Regions from separate parts of the Homo sapiens genome. Here region 2 is linked to region 1. A link is an interaction called in ENCODE POLR2A ChIA-PET data of the cell type or tissue named here. Cell type or tissue: IMR-90. All regions are shown on one strand.

Evidence for each region. ChIA-PET counts read pairs that join two places held together with the same protein. Peaks named below come from ENCODE experiments on the same cell type or tissue, not always from the same donor. Only the 100,000 strongest peaks of a DNase experiment are listed, where the experiment ranks them.
Region 2: POLR2A ChIA-PET joins it to region 1 with 10 read pairs; 2 of 35 experiments call an interaction of 5 or more read pairs at or near these places.

The regions. Positions count from the first base shown.
Region 1 is chr11:100,872,016-100,880,015 of GRCh38, forward strand. All of the region lies in intron 4 of ARHGAP42 (Rho GTPase activating protein 42), which reads left to right. Among named protein-coding and RNA genes, the nearest start is that of SNORD13I, 58 kb to the right of the region's middle. In IMR-90, no CTCF peak of the experiment used is centred here; a DNase peak (open chromatin) is centred at 4,986; H3K27ac peaks cover 3,631 bases.
Region 2 is chr11:100,735,275-100,743,274 of GRCh38, forward strand. All of the region lies in intron 1 of ARHGAP42 (Rho GTPase activating protein 42), which reads left to right. Among named protein-coding and RNA genes, the nearest start is that of ARHGAP42-AS1, 51 kb to the left of the region's middle. RefSeq lists an enhancer at 1-100. In IMR-90, no CTCF peak of the experiment used is centred here; a DNase peak (open chromatin) is centred at 4,587.

The sequences.
Region 1 (8,000 bases):
AACAGGCGTGAGCCACTGCACCCAGCCTGGTTCATTTATTCTTAATATAACATTGTTCCTATTTACCTAACTCTTGTTCTCTATAGACGGCTCCTATTTTTCAGTGTTCTTGTTGTAATTTAGCAATCAAAATTGAATATGAAGCCCCCAAAGAGTATCTGGATACTATAGCATTTTTAAAAATAGTGTATTTATATTGATCAGTAAAATTATTTATCTTCTTATTGTTCATGTCATATTATTTATTCAGATGAAAATAAAATCTCAGCAGCCCCTTAAGGAACAGCTTTTTGATCCTTTCCTTGCCTAGTAGACTTTTTGGTGAGACTTTTTACTATGTTTTAGTTTTTTTTCTTCCAAATTAATGAGTTTTTGTTGTTGTTGTTGTTGTTTGTTTTGAGATAGAATCTCGCTCTGTCACCTAGGCTGGAGTGCAGTGGTGCTATCTCAGTTCACTGCAACCTCTGCCTCCCAGGTTCAAGCAATCCTCCTGCCTCAGCTTCCCAAGTAGCTGGTATTATAGGTCTGCACCAAGCCTGGCTGGTTTTTGTGTTTTTAGTAGAGACGGGGTTTCACCATGTTGGCCAGGCTGGTCTGGAACTCCTGACGTCAGGTGATTTGTCCGCCTCAGCCTCCCAAAGTGCTGAGATTAATGAGATTTTTTTTAGCATGTAGATTTGATGATTTTAATATATGGACAGGATCTGCCCTTCTACCTCATTCTCCTTTCCCAGTCTTGAGTCAGGAGAAAGTTGATTAGCATGCCATCATCTGTCTCATGTTGTCACTGATACAAAAACATTCGATTCAATGGTGTTGATCTGTTTCGTAACAAGCACATTCCTCAGCATTGGGGGATGCAAAACTAATATATGATGCTTGCCCTCACAGACCACACATTGTAGCAGAAGAAACTCCAGAGAAATAAATAATTATAATTGAAAGGCATCACTGATGTACCTGAAGTATGCCCATCATATTTTTCAAGCACAGTGGGAGGAACAACTCACTCTGGCTAACCAGGGGAGGCTGACAAAGATCCCTGTATAGTTCTACCATCCAGCAGGTGCAATATAAAGACTGGTGGAAATTCTCCAGTCAGCACAGGGGAAAATGGCATCCCTGGCAAAAGAGAAGACAGGGAAAGGAAGTGACATAGTGGTATAAAAATTTGAAATTTGTGATGTGGCTTAGAAGCTTGATATATACGGGTATGATTGCAGCTGCTACATTTAGCCTTTTTTTCTTTCTTTTTGGAGAATGAACCGCATTAAGAAATACATTTTACATCACAATTTAGCAAGTATATGTGCTAACATACTTCTGTTTCTACAAGGGATGTATTGTGGTATTTTCTATTGCATTTTACTCTAATTTAGTTCATTTAAAAAAATGCTGATTCTAACCCATGAAACTCATTGTATAACCTACCAGTGTGTTATATAACCCACGGTATGAGTAAATACCAGGCCAGTGTTTAGCATGTGTATGTAAATGGAGGATGAAGGCAGAATTAGTGAGAAATGAGGCATGAAATAGCCAGCTGGGGTAGAATAATGGAGAGTTTTGTGTCACATCCAGTTTTTTGTTTAATAATAATGAAGATCAGGATATATATAATTGGTATTAATAACATCTGTCAGGCAGTCTTCTAGATGACTCACATATATTTACTTATTTAATCTTTACAACAAATCCATGAGGTAGGGCCTATTATTTTCAGCCTCTTTTTACTAATGAGTAAACTGAGCCACAGAAAGGGCAATGTAATTTGCCTAAGATTAGACAGATAGTAACTACCAGAGCAGGGATTGAACGCAGGCAGTTTAACTCTAAGGCACATGCCCCTCAACCACATACTATATTCATGAGGGCAGTCCAGTCTTGACTCTGCATTTCAAGAAGACAGCTTATGAGCAATGTGAAAGGCTGGTGCTGAGAAACCACCCACCAGCCAATAATTAATAATTATTTACATTAGAATGTTCATAGTTGTCTTTGTCTTGTGTTGCAGAATACCTGAGTTGGAGTAATTTACAAAGAAAAGAGGTTCATGGTCCTGCAGGTTTGGATGTTCAGGTGCATGGCACTGGCTTCTCCCAAGGGCTTTTGTGCTGTGTCATACATACGGATGTTCAGAGCTGGACGTCTGTGCAAAAAAGGGACCAAACAGGAGAAGGAGTCTTACCTTATAACAACCTGCTATTGTGGGAAGTAATCTATTCCCATGACAGTGAGAGCTCACCTAGTCCCAATAGACAGCACTAATCTATTCTTGAGATACCCAAACACCTCCCACTAGGCCCTGATTCCCAGGACTGCTACACTGGTAATTAAACCTCAGCATGAGTTTTGGTGGTAACGAACTACATCCAGACCATAGCAGTGATAAATTTTGTTTACTGTCAATGTCTGTTACCTGCCAGACATTCAAGGCTTGGAAACTACAACACAATACCAGCAGGAGAGCAGGTGTGGACACCTCGGGCCTGTGTCAGATCGCAAAGGTCTTTGACTGTAAGCTCCCACTGAATACCATCAAGTGAAGGGCAGACTTCTGGAGCCCCCGTATTTTCCATGGAGTTCACAGATGAGCCTCTTTGTTGGTCCTCCTGTTTCCTTGGGGCACCACCTTTTGCCTTTTTCATTCTCTGCCTTGATTCTGCAGCTTCTGGAATTGTAATGTGTTTATTTTTGTGCCAGATTAGTTCTCCAGTCTACCGTATCTTTCCTTTTTAAAATGTATTCCTTTCCTTCCCTTTGGGTAGGATAGGCTTATTGCCCCATCTGTGAATTCCACTGTTATTATCCAGTCCCCAAAAGAAGTGTGGCACAGGAGAAAGTGAATCCAGTGTCTTCTGTGCTGTCTTTAACAGTTCTTACTTACCAGCTCAAAGCACGTATCTCAGGACTCAGATGACTCTGTTCTCTTTTACCTCAGGATGAGTTTTCTACCCTGCAGTTAAGGGTGATTTTTGTTTCCATCCTGATTTGCAAATGTTAATTTCTATGTTTTAAGGCAAGGGTTGGCAAACTGCTGACTAAATCTAATCCACTGTCTCTCTCTCTCTCTCTCTCTCTCTCTCTCTCTCTGTGTGTGTGTGTGTGTGTGTGTGTGTGTGTGTGTGTGTGTGTGTGGCTCATGAACTATGAATGGTTGTTACATTTTTATTTTTTATTTTTTGTTACACTTTGATTTTTTATTTATTTTATTTTTTATTTATTTTTTGCTTTTAAAGTTTTCAGACTTTATTTCACAGTGATCAACACAGGAACGTACTGGAGTTAGTAACCCGGTGCCCAGCCTCCCACCATCCGCTTTATCAGGTCCTGTTCCTAGGAGGATTGGGCTAGGGCTGGGGCTAGGGGTGGGGATGGGGAAAGGACGTTGCAATTTAAGGCATTTCTGGCTTCGGAGCCATCCCTGCCACTCCTGCACCTGCCCCTTGACCTTGGTCAGACATTGGCTGGACCCTGGTCATTCTGAGACAAGGATGACCATCACTGACACTGGGGGGAGGGTTTGCAGTGAGGCAGCCCTCAGCCACTCTCGGCCGAGACGGGAAGGATGAGACCCACCATTCCAGGGGTCAAATAAAATCAACACATGAAGAACACGGTTGGTGGCCAGGCCCAGATACCCAGGCAGGCAACAGAGGTCAACCCCATCCCACAGTGGGCTCTTCTCAGTGGCCCGTCACAGGGCCTGGGGTGTGGCAGAGGGACATGGCCACGTCCAGGGTGGCGGGGGGTGACTGGACAGGGCCAGCTGAGGGTAATTAAAGAGTAGCATAAAGAGGGTAAATAAAGAGTAACATTTTTTGACAAGCGGAAACTGTAGAATTCAGATTTCAGTGTCCATAAATAAAGTTTTATTGGAATATAGTGTCTCTTACCTGTTTATGTGTTCTCTGTGGTTGTTATCTTGTTACAAGAGCACAGTTGGGTGGTTGTGTAGGAGAGCATGTGGCCCACAAAATATAAAATGCTTAACTCTTTGATTCCTTATAAAAAAAATTTGCTCACCACTCACTGGACTAAGACCTGAAACAAATTTCAGTCCTTACCTTTGCAAAATACCTTCTCTGGTAGCACAAACTTAATAACATGTGTTTGATAATTTGGCTTCCTATGTTGGAAAACCACAGAATTTACAGCAAGATGAACTTGAATTTGACCTTGAACAAATTTGTGGCTGAAAATAATATTCTTAACACAGACACCACAAATTTTTATTTCAAGTATTTTTATTTTCATGGAAACCTTTTACCTTTGAAGAAAATATATACGTTCTTAGTTTAGGGCTATAGCTTAGCACACAAGCAATATAGAAGAGAAAAATAAAGAATCCTTTTTGCTTCTGTAGTTGGACGTATTTAAATATTTAAGAGAAGGTCAGGTAAAAACACTTTACAATCAGATGCTTTTATTTAGTTTTCAGAACTGCTAAATATGGTGGACAACCATCCTCCCAACAACATTTGTTATTTTAAGTAAGAATGTGGTGAATCTCATCACGGATTTGTCTGTATGCACTGCTTTTACTTTATACAAAATCAGCCAATTAAAAAGAAAAAATTATTTTGTTTCCTTGGGATTGTGCAGATAAGTGAACTCATTTGTTAGCCAACATTATTGAAATCTGTGGGTATGTTTGTGTAGACTCAGCCCTAGAGCAAGCAATATATTTGCAACTGAACACATATATTGAGAGAAATCTGGTAAGCTCTACCATTTATATTCATCATAGTAAACAGCTCACTGACTTTATTAATAGGTTTCACTTAATACAGCTTCTTACTGTTCTGTATTTAGAGTTGATTTTACGTCTTTCTCTTCTATATACAGCCAGTAATAATCTGAAGCCAAATTTAATGCTCTCCAGAGACCATGCAACCCACGTTTGCATCAAGAGCCTGGTGATTTACAGACTCTGAGTTGGAGAGATGACCTCTACAATTACTGTAGAAACCCAGTGAGAAGTGAAGTGAGCTCACTGTAGAAAGATTTCAGGCATTGAAAAAACTTGCCTTATTTGGTAAATGTGGTTAACTGGTCCCAGCTGGTAATACTGGTGAGCTCATTGTGAGATGTATTGTCTCTTAAAGCCAAATTCTTGTATTTTTAAAAATCTGTTAGAATTGGAGTATTAAATAGTATTTGTTCAGTTTTTCTTGATGTTCTAGGAAGTAAATCAAATCAGAAACAATAGAGTTCCATTTTGAAAACTAAAGCTCAGATGCAGTGACACTTAAAATATTCCCAGTATATCTTTTCTTGTCTCTTATGTTGCTTACCTTACTTAGCCTCTGGGGAATTTGGAGTTTAATTTATGCCTTGAAATACAAGACTCCTACGGGAAGCAAATTTATGTGGCCATGTGTGCTTTACTATACTTCTTTGCTCATGTAAGTTTACTCTGTATATTACACTTTCAGGATAGATTCTGTTAATTGCATTTTCTTTAATGACCAGTAGCATTTCATGCTTGTAAATGAAAGACTATGGTTTCTCATGTCTTCTGTAAAATTCCTACCTCAGATTTGTCTGTATCTTGAGTCTGGCTTTCCAGAGATTCAGTTGTTTCAGAGGAAAAAACACAGGGTTTAAGTCAAGGAGAACTTGGTTTGAATCCTGGCTCTGCTGTGTGTGAACTTGATGACTTCAGGACAGCTCCTTAACTGTTGTGACAGTTAAGAGGTGTTACCAGGGTGGGCGCGGTGGCTCACGCCTGTAATCCCAGCACTTTGGGAGGCTGAGGCAGGCAGATCACGAGGTCAGGAGTTCGAGACCAATCTGGCCAATGCAGTGAAACCCCGTCTCCAGTAAAAATACAAAAATTAGCCAGACGTGGTGGCACATGCCTGTAATCCCAGCTACTCGAGAGGCTGAAGCAGGAGAATCACTTGAACTCGGGAGGCGGAGATTGCAGTGAGCCGAGATCATACCACTGCACTCCAGCCTGGGTGACGCAGCGAGACTCTGTCCCAGAAAAAAAAAAAAAAAAAAAAAGAGGTGTTACCTATCCTCAAGTGTTGTGAGATTTAACATATGAATATGGGAATGCCTGGCACAAAAATGGTAATAAATGCCAATTTCCTATTCCTTCTATTTCTTTTTTTCTTTTTTTGAGATGGAGTTTCACTTTTGTTGCCCAGGCTGGAGTGCAATGGCACAATCTCAGCTCACCGCAACCTCCGCCTCCCTGTTTCAAGTGATTCTCCTGCCTCAGCCTCCCGAGTAGCTGGGATTACAGGTGTGAGCCACCATGCCCGGCCTATTCCTTCTATTTCTATTTCCAGCTTTTCCTAGGCCTCACTTTCAACTGTTTCCTTTTGGGTTATATTGATACGATTTGGCTGGTCCTCTCTGCCGAGTCACCCATTCTCCATGCGGTAGTAGGAGGGAATAGGTCCTCTGTACCCTTACCAATCAAACTGTGGTCCAATTACTAATGCTTAGAAAGATTCCTCAGCAATTGTTTTCTCCCAGGGACCTGCTTTAAAAATCTAATTTCATTTGTTTGTGGGTGAGGGAAAGGAAAGTGGTTTCCTAAAGTAAGTGCTTTCTTTCTAACTTAAACTAAAATACCACATTCTCTCATTTGAGGTCATAAAAGTAGCTCTCATCCCAGGGGACATGCGGAGATTAGAAAATGAGCAAAGGGAAGAGGAGGAGAAATGAGTAAGTCAGTGGCAAGAGCATCCTCTCCCCGCCAAATTATATTATGTTTTCATTTTATCTTGCACATGTTCTGCTTGAAATCCTATCTGCACCCATTACAACACTGCTTCCTGGCATCTAATGAAAGATGCCTCCATGGACTTGCTTAAAACACAAGGAAACAAGCTTATTCTTTGGGGAGTTACATATATATATATGTATATAGTATATAAAAATTCTAGAAGATAACATCAGAAAAACTCTTCTAGAGATTAGCTTAGGCAAGGAAAGGAGACATGAACAATTTTTTTTTTTTCAAGGAAAGAAGACATGAACAAATATTTAGTGTGGTTTAGTTTGAGGTAGATAATATTTTAATAAAAAAATTAATAATGCCTCAAAAAAATATGGTCTGGGGCCAGCAGCATCAACTAGGATCTTATTAGAAATGCAGAATCTTTGGTCCCACTTCAAGCTTGTCAAATCAGTATCTGCATTTTAACAAGACTCCTAGTTGATTCAAATGCATAATACAAGTTTTAGAAGCACTGCTCTGTATCACTTTTTTGGTATCCACATCTCTGATGAGAGTAATGTGGTCCTCTCTATTTGGGGGGTTATCCTTGGTTTTTGAAGTACTGAGTGACTAGAAAGATAACAGAATGGTTAAATAATCTGTCACCCCGTCTGTGCTTAACTGTCAATCAGTTCCTTGCACATATGAACTTCTCCACCTGTACCACCCATCTTCTCTAGCTAGATTCTAACTGTAAAACCCTTCAGGGAAGGACATTCATTCTTTATTTGGTGGGTTTTGTTTGTTTGTTGTCTGTTGGCTAAAGATAGTACTCATCAGTGTCACTGTGGGTTTCTCTTGGGACAGAAGGTGGCAAAATTGGATGTTGTCATTTCTTTTTTTCTGGTTCCTCTTCCGACACCCACATCCATTATTTACAACATAGACTTTGCCTGCCATGCCTATACCCTGTGAGCTGCGACCTCCCTGCCTCATCTACCCTGTTCTTACCTTTCTTCACTGTCCCTAATCACCACTGCCTCCTCTCTTCAGCTTCTCCGCTGTATATTTCCCTTGGGTCTCTTGTAGTTTTCCTCTTTGATCATTTCTTCTCTGTCTTCATTATGGTTTTCAGGTGAGAGGGTCGTTTGGCAAAAGGAGTAAAGTTAAAAATGAAAATCTTTTGGGTTCAGATCACCAGACTGCTGCTTATCCTGGATTCTTTGTGGGTTTTTAAAGTCATTGAACCCTCATCCCTTTCAACACACAGCCTCAAGCTGGTTTATAATTTTGCTATTCATATGCCAATGTTCATCTTGCA
Region 2 (8,000 bases), 140 kb before region 1:
TAAATTCTGCCTCCTTTCCTAGTTTAGTTTCTCTTTGTGAGTGGAATCCCCCTTATGTTTCTGAACTATTTAAGAGGCTTGCTTTGTGATGGAAGAGGAAATGCCAAAAGTGACTCCAATAATGTCACTTTAAGTCATTTTCTGTTTCTTTACATGATTTCTAGTTTTACAGGGGCTTTAAAAAAGAATAGGAAATAGGAATAGGAAATCACTTTAAGTCATCTTCTTTCTTTGCATGATTTCTAGTTTTACAGGGCTTTTTAAAAAGGAATAAGAAATATGAAAAAACTGGGGAAAGGTTGGTGATTTGACAATATTTTACTTGTACTTTTTTTTTTTTTTTTTTTTTTTGAGATGGAGTTTTGCTCTTGTTGCCCAGGCTGGAGTGCAATGGCGTGATCTAGGCTCACTGCAACCTCAGCCTCCTGGGTTCAAGCGAGTCTCCTGCCTCAGACTCCCTAGTAGCTGGGATTACAGGCGCCCGCCACCACGCCCAGCTAATTTTTTGCATTTTTAGTAGAGATGGGATTTCACTGTTGAAACTATGGCCAGGCTGGTCTGGAACTCCAGATCTCAGGCCATCCACCCGCCTCAGCCTCCCAAAGTGTTGGGATTACAGGCGTGAGCTACCGCGCCCAGCAGACTTGTACTTTTTAAGTGTTTCATATCCTATTTGAGCGGCTATCTTTGTTTACCTAGGTAATGTAGTCATATGTACTGTGTTCAGAAATCAAGAGAGTAAAAGGAAGCAATAGAAAGGAAAGGATAGTTTTCAGAGCTGAGATATATTTTTCAAAAAAATCATGGCCCAGCTGTTTCTACTGGGGACACCTAGAGTAGGGCAATGGGAGATGATAATGTGGTTAGCCCAAGGTTGTTTAGGTGGTTTTAGTTAGTTTGTTTTGAAACCTGAAGCCTCAGTGGGCTTGAGCAACAAGGAATAGAGATAGAGAATTCTCATCATTTTGTGAAGCTTTGTGAGCTTTTTCATTCTTTTACATCTCCGTTTTCCACAGTAGCCTCAGGATTTTCTTTATATGGATGCATGCCGGGGGCTTCCCGATGATCACTTGAGGATGGCTCTGGTGAGACAGAGAACTTGGTGGAAATCCCCCTGAGCTGCCTTCCTGGAATAAACCTGGGTTGAGAAATCTTGGGGCTCTGGGCACACAGAAAATGCCTGGTGGACAAATCATGGGACTGCTACCACCATCTTATCAAACGTGATTAATGGGAACTGGAATGTAATGGAGAGACAGTGTCACATCCCTGCAGGGTGTCTCTGTGTTTTTTTCCTTCCCAAACACTGTCTTTCTCTCTTTCTTTTAATGGATTTTCAAACAATACTCTGGTAGCACCTTTTGTGCTACAGGCATCTGCCACTTGCAGCAGATTTAAAGGATTTAGACCTGGAGGGTAAAGAGTAATTTCTCCGAAAGGATCTTGACGTGTTACTGTTATAATAAGCTAAGCAGTTTGTCTTTTTTTTAAATTAAAAATATGTTTGTTTGGCTTACATAAACGATAGTGTCTTCTGTTAAGAAAGAAAAAAAGGACAGGAGAAGCACATTATTCTGGATTTTTCCTTACCTTTGATCAAGGCTTTACATATAACTTCCTGACTCCAGGAAACACCAGGGATAGAAGAACAAGGTCAGCAACACTTTGAGCAAGCACTATGCTAAATCTAGAATTTGGGGCATCCTATAGGACAGTGGAACCAGTTTAGTTAATGAGTCAGTGGCCTGTGAAAAGAAGGAAAAAAGGAAGAGATAACTATTCTATGTTAAAAGGGATTAAGGGATCTCAGAGACATAAGGAAATATAATGAGTAGACATTGTTAGGATTCTTATTTGTGAACAAGTGGAAAACAGATTTAAAAATAATTGGGGAAATGTGAATGTGAACTAGCTTTTGATAGTATTAAGGAATTACTATTAATTTTGTTATAAATGATAATAACCTTATGGTTATATAAGCATCTCTGCTTCCATTCCCACATGAATACAAATGAAGCAAGTCCCTTAATCTCACTTAGGATTAGTATTTGCAGCTACAAAGAAGATGCTTATTTTGGAAGGTTTTGTAGGGTTGACGTGGAGGTAGAATGAGACAATGCTAGCGTAGAATCCTGTGAGTGATTTTTATGTTTCGTTGTTGTTGTTGTTGTTTTTGGCTATCATTATCACTATATGAGGTTCATGTATCATATTAATTCTAACTCTAGCTATCCTTTAAAACTTTCATGTGTTTCCATTTCTTTTCCTATTGGTGATCATACTGGTGTCCCACCTTTCAACGTTCGCAGGTATTCCAGATGGCCTGCTCCATGAGATAGAGGTGTCTTGGTTCATCTTGGCCTTGCTCACCACTTACTCTTACCACAAGGTCCTGTGTCAGGCCCAGCAATTGCCCTTGAATAGATGCTGACTTATTTGTTGAATGAATGAACTCTCCCTGTTAAACTTAAAGCAGAAAAAAGGAACTTTATTGCAGCTTCTTATTGGCAGTAAATGCTAACAGATTTATATTGATAAGCTGCTGGGAGAGGACTTAAAAGGGGCCTACATCTCACATTAGTGTTTTTAGTTGCTTGCCTATTGCTCATGATCAATCCCCTCTCATTCCTCTTCCTCAGAAAGTAGGCACGTGGTCATTTCTTTTTTTCATCAAGATTGCAAAGTCTTTATACAGTGAGGAAGAAATTGTATTAGAATCCTTACGTTTTGCACATAGTAGGCAGTTGCTAAATGTCAAAAGAAGACTTTATTTCTGTACCCAAAATATTTTTAGATATTTTGATGGGAACTGGGAGAGCTGGGAGAATATTCAGTGTAAGAAATGATTTTTTTCTGTGAGTCAAGAAAATATCGTAGAAATACTGTGATAGCCTTTAATTTATAGCTGTCAAATACTGACTTGGTTAAAATTATTACAATGCTTCAGAGGCAATTATTTACATATGTTTTCTCTCTTCATCTTTAATATAGTAACGTGGAAGCGGGAAGCTGGGAGAAAGTCATTTTTTAAATGTGGATTGAGAGTTCATATGTGGAAAGGGCTGCAATTCATTGAAATAACCAGGAGAAATTGGATGCTGATATTTCAGAGCTGCAGTCTGTTTGGAACCTCACAGTACCGCAGTCTAACAAAGAAGTGCCAGCTTTGTTTTAGATTTAAAAGAGTATCATCTAAAGGATCTGACATTACAGACAAAAGAGAGGTAACTCACTAATTCCATCAGATGTATATTTTTTCTCATTTTGCAATTCCATCAAAGCAGTATTGCTCTTGGCCATTTACCTGTTTTTGAATAATGAGAGGTATCATGATTTTCATCAGTGAGGGTAATATATGTAAAACTTGCAAACAATTTATTCCTCTAAATAAAGTAAAAAACTATGTTGCTAGAGAAGTACTATTGCTGCTGACTACTAAAGGTAGTTAAGAAGTCAAAGTGTTTTATTATAATACAAATAAAGTGAACATGTAGAAATCTGTTTATTATTACGTTTCAAGTTTGAATATTTTGTTTTCTTTTTAAGAAGAAGCAGGGCAAAACAAACTGTGCCCGTTGCATTCCTTGCCAAGGTCAATGCTCCATATTTTGTCTGACTGTTTAATTTAATAGCATTCAAGCACAGAAGCAATCAGGAGGCCACTCCTATTGGTAAATCCATGCTTATAAAGAAAGCATGTATTTCAGAACTTAGGAAAAAAGCTGTTTGTTAAGCCCAGACCTAGTTTGAGATCTTTTTGAAAAGTGCTTATAATTTTCCAGAATTCTAGGATTAACTCAAGGAAATGCACAACAGAAATATGTAGATTTGACAGTGGCTTTTTTCTTCTGTTCAAGTTATCTTAGAGTCTTTTTTTTTGTTTTTGTTTTTGTTTTAAATGAAGCAGTTTTGAGATTCATTAACTGGTTATCTTTTGTCTGAGTTTTACCAAAGTGATCAAAAAATAAGGAACTATTGACTTTTGGTAATTAAAATACTCTTGGATTTTTTTTTTTTAGTTAAAGTTCAGGACCATTCACTTGGTTCTTAAACAATCTTGTTTTAACCTGAAGAACTCTTGATTTGAAACTTTGAAATCCTGAGAAACATTTTTTCTATGACTCTCAAAAATAACTTCAGATTGCAATTTGTTCTAAAGAGGATAAAGTAGATATACCATGCTTGTTTTCTTTTCCTTAATTGAGTTTCATTTATGTGATTAACTTAGATAAAAATACTCTAATTTGATTTACTGAAGCAGTCAGGATGAAATATTTTGCATAGTGAAGTGTGCTAAATCTTTAAAACTATTTCTAGAGTTTTTAAAGAAAGAATTTTAAAATGTAATGTACGAAGGTATAATTCTGTGTATCTATACTTTGTTTCTCCCTCCCCTCTGCATCTAATAAGCCCCTCTTTTCTTGTTCCTTTTGTAAACATGAGTTGCTTATGGCTTGTGTACTGAAAATGCTGCCAGGAAGTAGGGTGAGCATAACTTCTTTTCCCATGACCCTCAGTCTAATGTTGTTCCAAGGGTTCCTTACTTAGAAATGCCTTGATAACCGCATTCATTCCTGACATACCCCACCCCCAACACACACAACTGCTGAGTGCCATCTGACCCACAGTCCAGCTGCAGCTTTTAAAAATACTAGTGGCAAAGGCTTTTACCTAGAACGGTGACTATCTGTGAAAAAATTTTGTGTGTGATTTGTTTTTTGCGTGTTGAAATATTATTTTTTAAAGAAAGTTACTTGGTGTCAGCCTGCAAGTTAAAGGGTTATTAGTACAATTTTTTTTTTTTTTTTTAATTTTCAACTCACTAAAGCTTGCCTGTGTATGTTCATCCTTTTTGTATGATTTCTGGAAGTTTTCCTGTTGACAGTGAAGTCTAAAATGCTAAGACCTTTAGATTCTCTTGTTTCATGACTTTTATTATGAACATAAAACTTTTAAAAAAGACCTGGTCATGCTATGGCCTCTCCCTTCTCCCAAATTTTATATGATACCCTCAGTTTTTTTTCCTTTGGTGCACAAGGGAAGAAAAACGTATTTGCTGAGTAAACACTTGGGCACTGAATTTATTTCTCCCATCTTCTAAAAACTGTGAAGTGAGCACTAGCGTTCTTTTATATGTAGAAAATTGAGAGTGCAAAACAGGTTAACTAATTTGCTCCAGGAACAAAAGCTAGTCAGTCATGGAACTAAGATTTGAACCTGTCTGTCTGATACTAAAGTGCTATTCTTTGCCATTTGAAGGCAGTATCATTCATGCCATGAACATTAGCCAGAAGCTTTATGGTATAGGGGGAGGAGAATGGAATGTGTAGAGGAAAAGTTCTTGGAAAGCAGAGTTTGATGTAGAATGGTTCCTGAAAGTGAAGGGGATGGTGCCAGCAGTTGCAAGATAAAGCGATGGGGTAGGTACATTGCTCCTGGCAGCTGCTCCTTCTGCCTCTCCTGTTGTTGAGTGTCAGATTTTGCTGCTCCAGGGAAGATTCAACCACTGTTAAAGTTTGGCACAGGGTTGATGAAGCTTTGGAACGTTACTTACTGGATTATTTAAAAAAAATATGTCTATCAAGAGAAGAATAAAGAGGGTATCTGTGGTTATACTTTAATTAGTTATTCCTGGAGAGGGGACATGTGGCCTTATTCTAGTCCCATGGGCTTGAGGGGGAAAGCAGACAGATTTATTTGACTGACTGTAAGGCTCCTTTGCAGATTACATAAAGAGAGAAAATAAGAAATTTTATTTATTTATTTCTTTTTTTGAGATGAAATCTCACGCTGTCTCCAAGGCTGGAGTGCAGTGGCAAGATCTCAGCTCACTTCAGCCTCCATCTCCTGGGTTCAAGCGATTCTCCTGCCTCAGCCTCCTGAGTAGTGGGGATTACAGGCACCTGCCACCACGCCTGGCTAATTTTTGTATTTTTAGTACAGACGGGGTTTCACCATATCGGCGAGGCTGGTCTCAAACTCCTGACCTCAAGTGATCCACCCACCTCGGCTTCCCAAAGTGCTGGGATTACAGGCGTGAGCCACCGCCCCTGGCCGAAGAAATCTTATTCTTATAGTTAGTGAAATGTGATGCCTCCTGAAGCCACAAGACACATCTCAGTCTGTAAAGGCATGACGGTAAAGTGTGTGTGAATAGAGAGAGGGTGAGAAAAAGGAAACTCATTTGTGGGCTGTTTCCTGTTAGTACCTGTCTGCTGTGTTACCGACCCTTGCACATTCCCTGCCTTGCCTCTGCAGCCTCTAGTCCAGATTGAAGAACCCTGAAGACCTAGCTTCCTCACCCTGTATAGTTACTGTAGTTACTAAGGATCTAAATTATTGGCATACCAGCTGACTGCTTTAAGCCTAAAGCAAAGTGCCAGGTAGAGGACATGCGTTACTTAGATACTGCCTATAAAGCAGATTTCTCTGTGTGGGAGACTTCTGCCCCACAGTGTCCCATTGTGAAAGCAGAAATGAATTTTGGTGAAATCAAATAACTTAGTTTGAGAAGTATTTATTTTAATCTGAAAATTGTTATTTTGCCCTTAACTAATGTTTAAAGCAAGCAGTACTTTGCATTGTACTAGGGACTGCAATGTGCAGTTCTGGCATGCCCAGGTTTAGAGGGAAATCCATAAGGTTGTCTGCTTTAACCTGAGACTCCAAATTTAGTTTTTCGGCTTTTTCAATAAAAAAAACCTAGAGGAAACCTTAGTGATCTCTTTGGGCAATAAAAAGCCAAAGGCAGCTGATCTAAATAGTCTTCTCCCCTTCCGTTTCCCCAAACTAGTTTCTACTCATGTTTCAAAACATCTCCTTCTGCTTTTTGCTCACTGTGGATCAAATACTGCCATCATTCTGATCCTATTGCTGAAAGTAATCTGTTAATTCCTCACCAGGCTAACTCCTGGATGAGAGAGGGGGTCTTATTTTTGTGTGTAATTTATACATACCCTTGTGTTGTAATGTTAACTGATTGTCAAACTGGCATCAGTGTCTTCCTTCATTTCCTTGGAAAGTTTGAAATAGGGAGATGATGCTGGGGTTGAAGTGGTCTTAACGTCTGTCTTATTCAGTGACTAATTGATTTTCCTTGAGGAACACAGTGCAGGAGTAGTGTGTGTGAAGTTCTGAGGTTTCTACTTTTCAAGGTTCAGATATGTGACCTCTGGGTGGTGGTGGTCATATATTTGAAGTGCTTTGAGGTTCCTGTGGAATTACAGTGTTTTATAATTTGAAGTAACAGATCTTATTAATTATAAAGCGTTCTCAGTTAAATTACTGAACTCTTGCTACGTGCCAGGCATTCTGCTGATGACAGCCCTTTTCAAAGGTCCATAGATATCATCTGTATTCTGATCTCCTTAGGTCCAGGAAGTCATCATCTAGTAAGTTGTCATATAAGGTCACATAGTACATTAATGCCAGCAGAACTGGGACTAGTAGTAAATATTTTACGAATCTGGGAGGTCCAGTGTTAGGTGCATATAAATTGGATTGTAATATCTCTGTGTTGTATTGATCCTTTTATCATTATATTATGACTACCTTTGTCTTTTTCTACTGTTGTTCCTTTAAAGTCTGTTTTATTTGATATAAGAATAGCTACTCCTGCTCACTTTCTGTTTTCATTTGTGTGGAATGTCTTTTTCCATCCCTTTACCTTGGATTTATATGAATCCTTACATGTTAGGTGAGTCTCTTGAAGACAGCAGATATTTTTGGTGTGTGATTTATATTCATTCTGCTAATCTATATCTTTTAAGTGGAGCATTTAGGCCATTTATATTCAATATAAATATTGGGACTTGGAGGTGCTTTCCAATTATCATGTTAAGTGTTACTTACTTTGTTTTCTTCATTGTGTTACTGTTTTATAGGCCCTGTGAGTTTTATGCTTTCAAGAGGTTCTATTCTGGTGCATATTGACCTTTTGTTTCAGGATTTAGAACTCCTTTTAGCATTTCTTGTATGGCTGGGCTGGTAATGACAAATTC